Linked DNA regions of Homo sapiens: region 2 is linked to region 1. Evidence: read pairs that join two places in POLR2A ChIA-PET (ENCODE). Cell type or tissue: PC-9. All regions are shown on one strand. Each heading gives the region's core, and the rest is flanking DNA. Links, peaks and the distances in the headings are about the cores only.

Region 1 (5,391 bases), core at 86-5,085:
AATCTCAGCTCACTGCAACCTCTGCTTCCTGGTTTCAAGTGATTCTCGTGTCTCAGCCTCCCGAGTAGCTAGGATTACAGTCGTGCACCACTACAGCTGGCTAATTTTTGTATTTTTGGTAGAGACAGGGTTTCTCCATGTTGGCCAGGCTGGTCTTGAACTCCTGTCCTAAGGTGATCCACCCACCTTGGCCTCCCAAAGTGTTGGAATAACAGGTGTGAGCCATCACACCCAGCCATCTTCAATTACTTCATTATATTCTTTCTTTAGTACAGATAAGGGACACTGTAAACAAATATGTGTCACACACATATTACAAAATAAACACTTTTTTTTTTGGAGACAGGGTCTTGCTCTGTCACCCAGGCTGGAGTGCAGTGGCATGATCATACCTCACTGCAAGCTCAAATCCTGGGCTCAAGTGATCCTCCCACTTCAGCCTCCGGAGTAGCTGGGACTACAGATGCACACCACCACACCAGGTTAATCTTTGTTTTTTGTTTTTTTTTAAAGTAGAGATGAGGTCTCACTATGTTGCCCAAGCTGGTCTCGAACTCCTGGGCTCAAGTGATTCTCCTGCCTCGGCCTCCCAAAGTGCTGGGATTACAGGCGTGAACCACTGTACTAGGCCCAAAATAAACACTTGTTAGAGAAGCTACTTGGTAATACTTTTGCAATGCTAAATTAACCAAGGGATCAAGAAATAAGAACAAGAGCTATTTTAAATAAGGAATGCCATTAGGGTATGAGGCTCAGTTTTGCACTGAAATAGTGGATCATAATTTGGACTTATTAGAAAGACTAGCTGGAAAATATGGAGAAAATTTTCTATTAGAAACTGGGCTGGGTGTGGTGGCTCACGCCTGTAATCCCAGCACTTTGAGAGGCCAAGGTGGGTGGTCATTTGAGGAAAGGAATTCAAGGCCAGCCTGGCCAAGGTGGTGAAAACCCGTCTCTACTAAAAATACAAAAATTAGCTTGGCGGTAGTGGCACATGCCAGTAATCCCAGCTACTCGTGAAGCTGAGGCAGGAGAATTGCTTGAGCCCGGGAGGCAGAGGTTGCGGTGAGCTGAGATCACACCGCTGCCCTCCAGTCTGGGCAGGTGACAGAGTGAGACCCTGTCTCACAAAAAAAAAAAAAAAGAAAAAGAAAAAAAAAAGAAACTAAATGTGCAAAAACCTTTTAGCCTGGAAAGCTTAAATATCAGATGGTTAAAATATAGTCAATGATCTTTCAATAAAAATTATGACTCAATAAATAAAAATCATTAGGTCACCTGAAAGCAATCAGCAATATTTAACAGAATAAACTGACACCAATGAACTAATATTTAACTTGCTTTGTATCATCTGTACGTATATAGAATCAGAAAGAAAAAAGCCTTGAAGATTGAGGATGTCACCTCAGTTATCTACCAGTCACTTATCTGAAACCTAGCTGCAAACTGGGAAGTAAATAGCCTCTATGTAATCGAAATGATGTCAAAATCCAAGGAAGTAATGTACATATATATTTACTAATTGCAAAACTAATAAGGTTCCAAAAGAGCTTAGATAGCAAGTTCCCCAGTCAGTGCAGCAATATCAACCAATCAGGACGCCTGAGAGTAAACCCTGTATGAGCAAATTAAAAAGAAAAGAAAAAATAAATAACCAAAAAAAATAAGAGGAAGAAAGAATAATCTCATATTATAGAATCAAAAATCTGAAAAAACTCAGAAAAATCTGAAATTATTGTAAAATTTCTGTATAAAGGGGGGAAATATACAACTGTATATTTCTCTAACAATTTTTATATCAATAGAAAAATGAGTACCCTTGTATTAATATTTAGTTGTTTATTTCAATTTTGACATTTTAAAAATATTTCTGTCTGGATACTTTTACCATGCTATTTCTAACATTTTCATACAGCATATATTTAATTTTAAGTCTAGAAATACCCATAACAAACACACAATCTCAGTTGTAAGTAATGTCCACTCCTTTTTCTGTCTTCACTGTTCCCTTGATATTCTTCAGGGGTAACAAGCAGTCAAATAACCTGGGTGGCTTCTCCATAGTTCCTTCTTAATTTTATGATTTTATAGAATTGTCTTAGGTACATTCAGTTTAAAAGGTTCCTTCTAATTCTGTCTTTTGTTTCATATCAAAAAAAAAAAAATACCTGTTTATAAAGCCAACCTCGTCTGACAACCGGTGCATTAGGATTCCTTTTAATTGAATTTGACCTCTTTCCAAAATTATGAACTTTTTTTGAAGCTCGTGAAGTCTAAATAGAAAAAGAGCATGACAGAAAATGTGGTATTAATGCCTAGAGATTTGAGCTTATCTTCCTCTTAAAATTTAATCTCTTTTCAGATTTTCCCAAGACTTGCAGGACTTAAATCTTTTCAGAAAAATTATTAAAATTCTACTTTTGCTGGGTTAGTTTTTTGAAGTGTAAGAATTCCGCACCAAAAATTTTTCCCCCAGGGTATCACAAGTTTTACAATCTTTCCTTTAAAATCTGGATAGGATATACAATTTTTAGAAACACAGAGTATGTGGCAGTATTTTGTCCTACCTGCTATATAAAATGAATAGATCTTGAGTAAAAACTGTTAACAGATCTTTAAGAATAAACCAAATGACAGAACTTTTCCCTTTATATCTGCATTTAATAGTGCAGGTTCAATTAAAGAAAGTTAATGGCACTCAGTCTGAGGAGAAATATACAGATATTAAATATAAACAAATATATCACATCAAGTCAAAACAGGACAGGAAGGATCTGCTTAATGTGATGTAGTGTTTTCTTTTTTATGGACAACTCTGAACTTAAACTAGACAGATGGGGTTTACTGGATTCTTCAAAATACACATAAGGATATACAGTCTTTAAAAATACTGCTATGGTTACCATGAAGATTTATTTTGGCAGGAATCATAATGGTGACCAACAAAGATGAAAACAATGAAGCTATAAAGTAACATAAAATTATCTCTTACTTTTCTACTTGTTCAGAATCTTTGGAAATCCAGCATACTTCTTTAGAATTTTGTTTTGGGAAGCTTTTATTAGTATATAAGAAAATTTTAAGGCCCAATATCAACAAAATTTTTCCTAAAGCATGTTTTCTTGATAGATTTTAATTTACTTTCAAACAGGTAATGCTTAAAAACAGTATAAAACTCAAACGACACAAAAAGATACACAAAGATCAATCTACTCACTCTTGGGCTCCAGCACCCAGCTAGCCCCACTCACAACTGTGTGGCAACCAATATCACTGTATGTGTGTGCCTATCTATCTAAAATAATTGTTCTCATGATTAATGAGTATTTTTCTGAAATGACTGCATATTTTAATATCCACTCTTCTGTTCCATTATTTCTTGGAGCTCACTATATAAACCGAATGCCTATTTACCCATACTGTTGTTAGTGTGCTGTGTTATGAAACTTTCTGATCTTTGGAAATCTGCAGGTGGAAATGGTGTCTTTTTCTGGTTTTAATTAGTATTTTTCATATTATGGATGAGGCTGAGAATCTTTTTTCATATATTTAAGAGTAAATTCCATTTTCTTTCCCGAAAACTGATTTCATATAATTTTTCCATTTCCAAACTGGCTCATAAGCCCTTTTCTTATTGATTCACAGCACTTCTTTAATTATAAGGAAATTATTCTTTAATTGTTATATGAATTACAGATACTCTGCATGGATAATAATTACGTGTGGTTGAATTTCTCATTATTTTATATTGTTACTTCTGAGTTTTATGTCATATTTAGAAAGCCCATCTGCATTCTGAGCTTTTCTTTTTTTTTTTTTTTCAAATCTTCCATTGTTTTTTTCTTAGTTTTGTTTTTAACATTTCAACAACTGATCCATCTAGAAAATTTCTGGTGTAAAGTATGAGGAACAGATTCAACTTTCTTTCAAGACAATGACCTAGTGGCTCTCAATCCATTCATCAATTTCTCCAGATTTTAATTAAAATATACTCATAAAGCATTATGCTCAGTTAGCCTGTTGGATTTATTTTACTTAATAATCAGAAATTATTTATATTACTTGAAAATTTACATTCATTTATAATCTCCTAACAAAATTTTATTTCAAAAACCTTAACTGGCATTTAAAATACTATTATTATAATTATCTTATAATTATCTATTTCCTTACAATAAACATAATATACTATTACAATGGTTTTGCTGAAAAATGTTTTCTCCATCTAAGCATTCTTATAGTCAGATAATTTGATTTCTAGGCTATTACATGAATAATCACCTTTAAAACTTAAGTGTACCCATTCTCTCTCACAAATATCAATGTATTTCTAAAATTATTCCAAATTTAAAAATTTAAGTCACTGAATTACAATCTTATTACTTTGTATTTCGGGCTGTTGCTTCTTATATCAATTACCTTCAAATTCATGTAATAATAAAAATGTAATTATTATTCTATACTTTTAAGTCCATTATGAGTAACGGTATAGATACTGTTTACTCCTTATCAATAATTAATATAAAGCAAAATAACTTACTCTGCCTACAGGGCTCATTGGATGCACTGCATAATCTGAAGTCACGTTATAGTTAGAAGCTTCATTTATCATACTTATTGGCCGTTCCTTCTTTTCTTCAGATGTCATGGTTGCAACAGTCCTGAAAATATATGTCAAAATGCTAGAACTTGCTGTGTATGTAACCCGCTTTATAATTACACTTCTCTACAGTTAACAATGCGAGTGTCCTACTTTTTCACAGTACTTGGATCCTAGTTACTCTAGAGTCAGGCCTTAATACTTACAACAACTTTAAATACAGCTAACGCTTTTCCTAAGCCAAAAATACATTATTATCATGTTTATTTATTATTAGTTTTTAAGACAAGAGTCTCACTCTGTTGCTCAGGCTACAGTGCAGTGGCGTAATCTTGGTTCACTGTAGAATCTGCCTCCCAGGTTCAAGTGATTTTCCTGCCTCAGACTCCTCAGTAGCTGGGACTACCAGCACGTTCCACCATGCCCGGCTAATTTTTCTATTTTTTTAGTACAGTCAGGGTTTCACCATGTTGGCCAGGCTGGTCTTGAATGCCTGACCTCAAGTGATTCGCCCACCTTGGCCTCCCAAAGTGCTAGGATTACAGGCGTGAGCCACTGTGCCCGGCCTATCATGTTTATTTATAATAGGCATTATTGCAGATATTCTACTTGGTCACCCAACTGAAAAATTAAAAATGAATTATGAGATTATTCTAATTTTAAAAACAATAACAATTTCAGTAACTAACTCTGTGAATAGCTTTATAGTATAATACATTCTTTGATGCTTATAAAACTCTTGTGAAATAGTAATTACCACTATCTGATTTAAGGATGAGAAAAGTGAGCTC
Region 2 (5,391 bases), core at 214-5,213, 260 kb before region 1:
CCAACTAATACTTTAAAACTGATGCTTGGCTGGGTCCCAGAGGCTCATGCCTGTAATCTTCCCAGCACATTGGGAAGCCAAGGCAGAAAGACTGCTTGAGCCCAGGAGTTCAAGATGAGCCTAGAAACAGAGAGAGAAGTGGTCTCAAAAACAACAAACCCCAGTGCTTAAATCCCAAATAAATACAGTTGTCTCTCGGCATGCACAGTGGGAGTGGGGGGTCCCCAGAATCCCCTGCAGATTCCAAAATCCAAGGAAACAGCAGTATTTGCAAATAACCTACATACATCCTTCTGTATACTTTAAATCACCTCAAGATTACTTATAACAATATAATATAAATGCTATGTAAATCATTGTTACACTATATTGGTCTTATTTGTATTATTTTGTATTGTTGTATTGTTATCTTTTTCCCCTAAATAGCTTTGATATGCAGTTGGTTGAATTCATGGATGTGGAAGTTGTGGATACACAGGACCAACTGTATATTCCTGTTAGACTCATTTTGAAGGAATATATCTATTTTGCAGAAGGTTTGCCATACTTTCATTTTGACATGTGCACAAGCAGGAAGTTATTTCTCCTAAAAACAAGTAAGAATAATTGTTTTTCTTCTTTTAATTAATTTCACAAATTTTCCCAGTCAAAATCCAGAAATTTAAGAAAAGATTGTACACTAGGACAAATGTAGGGGCTTCTATGACTCTATGCCACTTTACAGTACACTCAATTCTGATTTCCAGAATAGTGAAAGCACAGAGGTTTAGAGTCAAAATTAAGTTTTAAGATGGCCTTTTTTATTTTTTGGACAGACTCTTGCTCTGTAGCTGAGGCTGGAGTGTAGGACGTGATCTCGGCTCACTGCAACCTCCGCCTCCTGGGTTCAAGTGATTCTCGTGCCTCAGCCTCCAGAGTAGCTGAGATTACAGGCGTGCAACACTACGTCCGACTGATTTTTGCATTTTTAGTTGAAACAGGGTTTCATCATGTTGGCCAGGCTGGTCTCAAACTCCTGGCCTCAAGTGATCCACCCACCTCGGCCTCCCAAAGTGTTGGGATAATGGGCGTGAACCACCTCACCGGGCCAAGACGGCTTTTTTGATACAGGTAAGGAAAATTAAATCTACAGAAGCACCTAATATATCTTAAGAACAACCTCATTTCCAAGAATAAAATCAACAAGACTTGTGGAATCACACACATAAATTTGAGTATATGCAACATTGTTCCTATGCACTTCAGAACATCAGTTCAAGCTTAAATTTTGTTTTAAGTCACTTTCACTAAAATGTCTAAATTGCTTCCTATATGGCATAAGAACAGAAAAAAAATAAGCTGGTTTGGTGAGAAAGCAAGACTCTTGGAAAGAAGGAAGCAGGATGCAGGCAGAAACACAGATTAATCTTAATTTAAGATTCATGGCCCTTTGACAACTCTCTAAGAGAGGTTTACGACTAGTTCTAAAAGGCAAGAGTGGCTCTCCCAAAATATCACTCTTTTAGGATGCTAATTTTAATTCATCTCTCCAAAGAGTAAACAGAAATAACTCTAAATTAGGTACAAATAAATCAACAACACTCAATTATTTTTCTTTATAGAGAAGTAACTCGTAACCTTCCCAAATTTTTGGTAGATTACTCTCAATCTTCTTCTCCTTGATGATCTAGTTCATTCCACAAAGAATAAGTTTTATTGTATTAATTAGCACTTTCACCAAAAGATGTTTGAGAAGAAAAAAATTTTTTTGAGACAGGTTCTCGCTCTGTCAGCCAGGCTGGAGTGCAGTGGTGTAATCCTGGCTCACTGCAGCCTCGAACTTCCAGGCTGAAGCAATCCTCCTACCTCAGCCTCCTGAGTAGCTGGGACCACAGGCATGTGCCACCATGTATTTTTTGTAGAGACAGGGTCTCACTATGTTGCCGAGGCTGGTCTCGAACTCCTAGACTTCAGCGACCTGCCCACCTCAGCCTCCCAAAATGCTGTGATGATAGGCATGAGCCACTGGGCCCAGCCAAAAAAACCTTTTATTGTAATAGGGAAAACTATGCTTCTACATAGCAATGCCCATTATGTTGGAATTTCACTCACAGAATAATGTCTCAAATTACAGGAAATCTCCAGGTGAATAGCACTCCAAAAAGGTGCATCGTGGAATGAATATACCCTTCAAAGCACTTAATTAATATAAAATTTGCTATCTTTATGATAGCTAAAATTTACAAAGTTTCATTGAAAAAAGATATAAAGTCCTTTCAATAAGAGTGCCTTTTAAAAGCTGGTTTTAAGCATTTCCACCACTTTTTTAATCACTCTCGTGTACATCATTTGGATACAGGCACTATGGAGTTCAACCACATTCGTGCAAACTTGGGCAGATTAACTATTTAACCTCTTGCCTCAGTTTTCCAACCTGTAAAGCAGAGATAGTAAAACCTACTTCACAGAGCAGCCGTGAGGATGACGTATACGCAAAGCACCTAGCAAAGTGACTCAGCACATAAAAGAGAAATGTTGGTCTCTTCTCCTTCCCCCACATACCTTCATAAGCACAGCACACTAAAAAAAGCTCAAAACATAAAATTACTAGAAATGTGAACACTCTAAGCTATGTCTTAAAAAACAAATAATATTTGAATTGCTCTTTTGGAAAGTTTGGAGAAAGGGTAAGCTAAAAAAAATCAAACAGTTTTGGTATTCAGACTCATGCAACATATTCTTAGGTCCACAAAAGTCTGTTATTATAAAAAGAATTACCTTGTTAAAGGGCACTTATTTTCAAATTACTATGTATATTACAATCTAACATACTTAAGATAAATCTGGGATTAAACAAGCATATAAACTTTATTAGCAAAATACTGTTTTTCTGGATTCTACAATTTTTAACTCTTTGTGAGTCCACATCCAAAAAAAAAAAAGCCAGGAAGTAATGAGATATGCTTGGTATTAAAATTCAGCACTTAAAACTAAGTCCTAATTTATCCAAAATTTGGGGAGAGAAAATTACAAATCAAAAAGTAAAACATAAAGGCAAGAATTAAATTACCTGTATATGTTTGGGTCCAAAAGCAAGGCAGTATCTTTGGGTAGCTTTGATAAATGAACTACTTTAGTTTTTAACTGATGTCGTTCACTTTCATTCACCCACACATCAGGCAGACTATGAATTAAAAAACAAGTCAATAATAAAGTAACATTAATTTTAGATTTACACTTCCATGTGCCTTCACATTCTGGCATTTTCTGCTACTTTGATCAGTCCACGTTAAGTGAACAAGTTTCCCAGAAGCCAGGGAAGCTCAGCTATCAACCTTAATAGCAGGACTTGGAGTCCCAGATAAGAAATGGCAGTGTTAAATTTTAAACATGAATTGAGGAATAAATTAAACATTTTCAGTGGCAATATCTTATCAAATTAGAAATTTGTCAGAACACACTGGCTAGCTTTTAACTCAATGAGTGAAATTCATACTTGATTTTGACTTGCTGGAAATCTGACAGCAAGTTTCTTTACTAAGAGAGAAATAAAAGGGCCCAGTGCGGTGGCTCCTTCCTCTAATTCCAGCACTTTGGGAGGCCAAGGGGGGAAGATAACTTGAGCCCAGGAGTTTAAGACCACACTGGCCAACATGGTGAAACCCCATCTGTACTAAAAATACAAAAATTAGCTGGGCATGGTGGCGCACACCTGTATTCCCATCAACTCCGGAGAACGAGGCACAAGAATCGCTTGAACCCAGGAGACAGAGGTTGCAGTGAGCCAAGAGTGCACCACTGCACTGCAGCATGGGCGTCAAAGTGAGACTCTCTCTCCAAAAAAAACCAAAAAAACAAAAAACAGAAACAAAACCTGTAAGATTAAAGTCCATTTAAAAAAAAAAAAAAGAAATAAATAAAAACCCTGTAAGACTAAACTCCATTAAAAAAAAAAAAAAAAATGCATGCGGCCATAACACTGAATTCAAAGAAATTCAACTCTACAAGAAAATTCAAATGAATGTATTTTGATATTTGGATTAATCAATTTCCAAAACATTAGGAATATACACATTTGAATTTGACTTTTTTGAACAGGGTCTCACTCTGTCACCCAAGCTTGAGTTGCAGTGGTACAATCACGGCTCACTGCAGCTTCAACCTCCTGGGCTCAATCAATCTTCCCGCCTCAGTCTCCTGAGTATCTGGGACTACAGGCGACACCATCACAACCAGCTAATTTCTTTTTTTGTTTTCCTGTAGAGACGAGGATTCACTATACTGCCCAGGCTGATCTCAAACTCCTGCCCTAAAAGCAATCTTTCTGCCTCAGCCTCACAAAGCACTGGGATTACCAGCATAAACCACTGCGCCCAGCCATTGGCCACATACGTGAATTAGGTACACATAATGAAATCTCCTTCAATGAAATTTATTCTATTCTTGATGCTTATTAATTTTGTCCAATATGTCTATAATATACCCTCATTTCCTTTTATAAAAAGAAAATTTTAATAAGAAAGATAAAAAAATACATGAAATATATGAACTAAGCTCTAAATGGGCACTAAAACTTAAAGAAAAATGTAATCACTGCTAGAAAATTAGTCAATTGCTTTTTCTATAAAATACCATTCACTGTGCACTAAAGAACATTTACAAATTTTTTAAATAAAAGATTCAAACAAAGGCACAGCTATGGCTGCTTGTATACTGCTTGGAGGTCACTAAAAATGCTAAAAATGATTTAAATTTTCTCTAACTACTTTTTTATTTTTGAGACAGAGTCTCACTGATGCCCAGGTTGAGCATCTCAAAAAACAAAACAAAAAAACAAAAACAAAACAAAAAACACCACACAAGATTTAAAAAGCTTAAGATTTTTGTTTGTTTTGTTGTTTTTGTTTTTGAGACAGTCTCACTCTGTTACCCAGGCTAGAATGCAGTGGCATGATCTCGGCTCACTGCAACCTTTGCCTCCCGGGTTCAAGTGACTCTCGTGCCTCAGCCTCCCGAGCAGCTGGGATTATGGGTGCGCACCACCACACCCGGCTAATTTTTGTATTTTTAGTAGAGACAGGGTTTTACCACGTTGGCCAGGCTGGTCTCGAACTGCCGGCCTCCCCCAGCCTCCCAAAGTGCTGGGATTACAGGTGTGAGCCACCGCCTCCAGCAAAAAAAAAAAGAGGGGGGGCTTAAGTTTTGAAGCGTAAAACGTGAACCTGATAGTGTAAGACCTTTCAGATTATCTCTTTAATCCTGACAACCTCAAAACGTTGTAAAATGTAATTTCTTTTTATTTGAATTTAATAAATAATTTTTGTGTGTAAGATTTTAACAAAAATAAAACATGAACTTATTACTAAGGCATAATATTTCAAATACTTACATGTCTTCAGGCATCCAATGAAG

The links. Peaks named below come from ENCODE experiments on the same cell type or tissue, not always from the same donor. Only the 100,000 strongest peaks of a DNase experiment are listed, where the experiment ranks them.
Region 2: POLR2A ChIA-PET joins it to region 1 with 7 read pairs; 3 of 35 experiments call an interaction of 5 or more read pairs at or near these places.

Annotation. Positions count from the first base shown.
Region 1 is chr12:19,254,315-19,259,705 of GRCh38, reverse strand. PLEKHA5 (pleckstrin homology domain containing A5) reads right to left here. Exons shown (of 32, transcript NM_001256470.2): 5 at 4,541-4,661; 6 at 2,169-2,273. Among named protein-coding and RNA genes, the nearest start is that of PLEKHA5, 130 kb to the right of the region's middle. In PC-9, for the core only: no CTCF peak of the experiment used is centred there; no DNase peak of the experiment used is centred there.
Region 2 is chr12:19,512,443-19,517,833 of GRCh38, reverse strand. AEBP2 (AE binding protein 2) reads right to left here. Exons shown (of 8, transcript NM_153207.5): 6 at 5,369-5,391; 7 at 3,050-3,163. Among named protein-coding and RNA genes, the nearest start is that of AEBP2, 76 kb to the right of the region's middle. In PC-9, for the core only: no CTCF peak of the experiment used is centred there; no DNase peak of the experiment used is centred there; H3K27ac peaks cover 1,088 bases.